2 separate regions of the Homo sapiens genome follow, and region 1 is linked to region 2. A link is an interaction called in ENCODE POLR2A ChIA-PET data of the cell type or tissue named here. Cell type or tissue: A673. All regions are shown on one strand.

What was found. Peaks named below come from ENCODE experiments on the same cell type or tissue, not always from the same donor. Only the 100,000 strongest peaks of a DNase experiment are listed, where the experiment ranks them.
Region 1: POLR2A ChIA-PET joins it to region 2 with 5 read pairs; 4 of 35 experiments call an interaction of 5 or more read pairs at or near these places.

The regions. Positions count from the first base shown.
Region 1 is chr22:50,361,625-50,364,124 of GRCh38, forward strand. All of the region lies in intron 1 of PPP6R2 (protein phosphatase 6 regulatory subunit 2), which reads left to right. Among named protein-coding and RNA genes, the nearest start is that of PPP6R2, 20 kb to the left of the region's middle. In A673, no CTCF peak of the experiment used is centred here; no DNase peak of the experiment used is centred here.
Region 2 is chr22:50,292,642-50,295,141 of GRCh38, forward strand. It overlaps PLXNB2 (plexin B2), which reads right to left. Exons shown (of 37, transcript NM_012401.4): 2 at 2,078-2,137. Among named protein-coding and RNA genes, the nearest start is that of PLXNB2, 14 kb to the right of the region's middle. RefSeq lists an enhancer at 32-81. In A673, no CTCF peak of the experiment used is centred here; DNase peaks (open chromatin) are centred at 980, 1,200 and 1,530; H3K4me3 peaks cover 1,340 bases; H3K27ac peaks cover 2,500 bases.

The sequences.
Region 1 (2,500 bases), 69 kb after region 2:
AGCTATTTTTCCTTCAACAGTCTCAGCCCAGAGTATGCCCTGCTTGTCTTCCTTTGACCCAGGACCCAGAGTATGCCCTGCTCGTCTGCCTTTGACTCTTTGTTCTGGTACTTGTTTTCCCAGGATTATATTATTGACAACAAATATAGCATAGGTGCGCTGTCTGTCTTGTGGTGCGCGTAGGTGCGGACTAGGGCCTTGCTGTGGTGGGCCTTTGGTTTCCTGCAGTTGATTGTTTTTCTCTCTAGGCCCCTTGGAGGCATCTGGTATTAGTCACTGTCCTAGGGCAGTGGTGGCAGTCATGACTGTTCTCTGTCTTGGAGTCAACACTTTTACCTGCAGTGCACATGCAGCAGGCACTTGCCCAAGGTTCCAGAGCTGCTCAGTGATGGAAACTGGACTTTATGCCTGGACCTTTGTGGTCAGGGACTGCCCTGATGTGGCCAGGCCTCCCTGGCTCAAGAGGTTCTCTGGCTGCCTGGAGGGTCTGCATTGGGCTCCAGGAAGGGGAGGAGTCGGGGCTAGGGCCCTTAGCACTGGTGATGAGGAAGGTGCATCCTCATAATGCTGGCCATCTCTGTCCTTAACTGGGAGAGCTGCCATGGTTGCTAGTGTTGAGCAGATGGAGGTTTTCAGTTTTCACTTGAGCCTTCATCCTATGTAACAGCCAGGAGGATACTCTTCTGAGCCTGGCGTGGGCCTGACAGCCATCTCTCGGGGCTGTGTGTTAAAGTCACCTTTCTGAGACTTTGGTGGGAGACCAGCTGGGCCTCCGCTGCTGGGAGGAGAATTGCTACCTTGGGAGCTTGAAGACCTTGGAATGTGCAGCGACGTCAGCTCTTCTCAGCCCGTCGCTGAGTCCTTACTGTGTTCCCGTTGCAGAGCACGTGCTCTGCATGGAGGCCTCATGCCATCCTTAGTTGGTGGAAGGGCTCAAAGACAGGCAGGGTGCTAGGGACTGAATTGTGTCGTGTCCACCCCAGATTCCTATGTTGAAATCCTAAGTTCCATTTAGTGGTATTTGGAGGGAGGCCTTTAGGAGATAATTAGGTTCCGTGAGGTCACCAGGTGGGGCTCTCAAGATGGGACTGACACCCTCATACAAAGATACACCAGAGAGCTTGCTCTCACCCTCCCTGCTGTGAGGACACAGTGAGAAGGCAATGGTCTAAGGGCAGGGAAGACAGGCTTTCTCAGCAACCTAATTGGCCAGCACCTTGACCTTGGACTTCTAGGCCCCAGAACTGTGAGGAATAATTGTCTGCTGTTGAAGGTGTTGTATTCTGGCCGCCTAAGCATACGAAGACACCGGGTCAGTGGAGGGCAAGAAGGTGGCTGGCTCTCTGGCAGAGCAGTCATTGAAGACTGGCTCCTTAGCCACTGGTGGCCTGAGGATGTATTTAGCTTGTCCTGCATTTTATTGGCCCACATAGTGTTCAAAAGTTAATTATAAACATGAAGATGTGGGGATTTAAAAAAAATGTGGATTTTTGTCACTTCTTGTAGAAGCAGACATGTGCTGGTGCCCTGTGTCCTTGCACGGCTGTGATTGCTGGGGTGGGCCTGTCTCTGCTCCCTTCCATGCCCTCTTGTGCTGCAGCCTTCACTCTGCTGCTGTCTTTTCCGCCAGCTTCCTTCCTTACACTTAGCATCTTGCCTTGTTCTGCAGGCCTTTAAGTTGCAATCTGTGCTTTAGGATGTGGCAGGAGAATCAGCAGTCGGGTGACTGGGCACTTCTCCATTGCCACAGTTAAGAAAGGCTTTTACTTCAGAATTATAGTGCTCTAGTATGTTCATCTCTGAGTAGAGCAAGCTTCCTTTTTTTCCCTTTCATATTCCTGGTGTCTGGAGTTAGCCTAGGCCTGAGTGCTTCCAATGCTCATGCAAAGCTTTTTCCGGAGGAAGATTCTCCACCTTTTCACTGTGTTTCTTGGCTCTTCTTCTTGAGGGCATATGGTAGAGTCAGGAGCTGGCAACCTGCAGAATGGAGAAGCCAGCTCCGCTGTCCGCAGCTGCTGCTCATGAGCCTTTCAATCTCTCTCCTGCTTCTGCTCTTACGGACGGACCTGGAGTCCTACTAGAGCTGGGCTCATCTGACCATTCAGCGTGCTCCAGGGGGACTTGTTTCAGGATCCAGTCTCTGCTGTTTCCTCATCAATTTGGTTCCATTTACTTATTTTACTAGAAAATTTTAAAGTAAAGGGTGAAGAATAACCAAGACAAGTGTGAAAAAGAATAAGAAGGGAGTTGCTGTAACAGATTTTCAAACTTTTTTTTTTTTTTTTTGAGACGGAGTTTTTGCTCTTGTCGCCCAGGCTGGAGTACAGTGGCGCAATCTCGGCCCACTGCAACCTTTGCCTCCCGGGTTCAGGCGATTCTCCTGCCTAAGCCTCCCGAGTAGCTGGGATTACAGGCATGCACCACCACGTCTGGCTAGTTTTTTTGTATTTTTAGTAGAGACGGGGTTGCACCATGTTAACCAGGCTGGTCTCAAACTCCT
Region 2 (2,500 bases):
TCTGCTGCTCCGTAGCCAGGGGAAGTGTTTCTCCCGAGCCTCGGCTTTGGGTGAAGCTGCATTTACTGGCACAGCCGCCCTCCACCTGCCCGTGGCAACCCCCCGTTCTGATTGCCCGCACGCTTCCTGAAATCTCTTGAGGTGTAACCAAGACGCAACCGACCGACAACATCTGAGCCACCCCAGGGCCCGCATGAGTGAGACAGCGCTGCACTGGCCTTCCTGCTCCCTGGGAGTGCACCCATTAGACAGGCAGCTCCTGCCCGGCACAGAACTCCCTCCCTGCACTGGGGGTTCAGTGCTCAGCTGCTGCCCAACCCCTGGAGCCCCCCAGGTGCCCACGAGCACAGCAGCCGCTGGGAGAGGTGACCACCCACAGGCTAGGGAGTTCCTGGCCGACTGGTGGCAGAGAGGCTGGGTAGGGCCATGGGACCCCAGGCTTCACCAGGATAGGGGTGATCAGCCAGGAAAAGATGCTGGCTTTAGTGAGAGACAGGAAGATTCTACAAGCCCACGGGAACCTCTGGGCATGATCCTGGTGGAGGGGGTTCTATGCCCAGCTCAGCCAGGGTCCCCCGCTGTGGCTCAGTGGCCTGTCCAGGGGAGAGGAGAGGAGGGCACAGGAGTCCCAGGCCTCCAGGAGAGGCCCGTAGGCTACAGCCACAGCCCATGGCCCTACCAGGGAGGAGCAGCGCCTGCCCGAAGGCTCCCCAACCCCCGCCGCGCCCCTCCCCTACCCACAGCCACCCGGGGGCAGGTCCCGCAGGCCCCCGCCTTCTAAGTGCACCCAGTGGCGCCAGCGGGGGCAGGCAACGTCCAGGCCCCTCGGCCCTGCGCCCAGGCCTGCTGCCCTCCCCTCCCAGCCCCGCTCACCCGGCCCAGCTCGCTCACCCGGCCCAGCTCGGTGGCAGTGGCAGAGGCAGCCTCAGCCAGGCGCAGCTCCCGGGAATGAATGGAATGCGCCCGCAGCTGGGAGGGGAATGCGGGGGCAGCGCGGGGGCGGGGCCCACGGTCCCCTCGGATCTGGCCCGGACCGTGGTGGGGCAGCCTGGGGAACCCTGCGGCGCCCCTAGCCCCAGGAAAAGCAATGGCTCTGGGCCCCCACAAGCCACCCCTCAGCCGTCCCCCAGCTTCCACCCAGGGAAGACACTCACCCACCCGCCAGGGCTGTAGGGGCCCCGGTACAGGAAGAAGGCTCTCCTGTCCCTGCCGGGGGCTGGCACACCCTAAGTGCTCAATAAACACCACCGTGTGCCACCAGGGAAAGCCTGACTCCCAGGGTCCTACAGGCCCAGGCTTTTCAGGGTGGCAGGCGCGGCTGGGGTGACACCCTACAGGTGGCAGCTGCCTTCTGGTTCCTGGACAAACAAGGCCTCAGGTGACCTGCCTGCCCAGGCCCAGGAGCAAAGGGCAACCCACCGGACCAGCAGCAAAGCTCCGGCGGCGCAGGAGGCGCCAGGCACAGCCAGCTACGCTTCCTGCTGCCTGTGTTCCTGGAACAGGAGGGAGGGCGGGCAGCAGGCACTTCCTGTTTTGAAGCCCTCCTGGGACCCCCACTTACGGGGCTGGCGGGGATTTCCTCGGGCCCTCTGGTGCCTTCCTCCTGGCTGAAGCTCGGAGGGGCACTTTCAAGAGGCCACAGCAACTCCGGCTGCTGCTGGGCAGGGAAGCTCCCCACTTCCATCCAGACCAGGCCACAGCAACTCCAGCTGCTGCTGCCCACAAAGCGTCTGCACAGGCACCCCCCCACCACACCCCCAACGCTCCAATTCCCAGCCCTGATGTCCCAGAACCCGGTGCCACAGTCTCACTGCAGACCACTCCACCTGAGCAAAAGCTTGGCCTGAGCAACAGCTTGGCCTCAGAGAACCATGGGAGCCTCACAGCGGCTCCATGGGCAGGGAAGCTCCCCACTTCCATCCAGGCCAGGCCATGGGAAGGGTGGCAGAGTGACAGGTACGGTTGAAACCTGGCTGGACAGAGCCTTGCAGACACCACATGGCAGTTCTAGATACCTCCGGCCTCCCTGTCCACATAGCCCCAGCCACCCACTGCCTTTCCCAGGTGGGGTACAGACCCCTCACCGAGGCTCCAGTGGTCCAGCTCAGTTTCTGCTCCAGGCCAGCATCGAGATTCTCTAGGAGGCAAAGGAGAGACGCCGGTCACAAGAGGAGCCCGGTCTGCTGTGGAGCCCCCCACCTCTGTCCCATGCTGGTGGGGCTTGGGGGAAGAAACATCCCACAGGACCCCATCTGGCCTTTGGCTTCCCTCTGGCCCCTGCACAGCCCCTTCCTCAGACACCTCCAGGGCTCCTGGCACTCCCCTCTGTCAGGGGCTTTCTGCCTGTTTAAACTAGGTATGGCTATTACTTTGCTTAAAATAAAAGTTGCTTTCTGAGGCCGGGTGCGGTGGCTCCCGCCTGTAATCCCAGCACTTTGGGAGGCCGAGGCGGGAGGATCACGAGGTCAGGAGATCAAGACCATCCTGGTGAACACAGTGA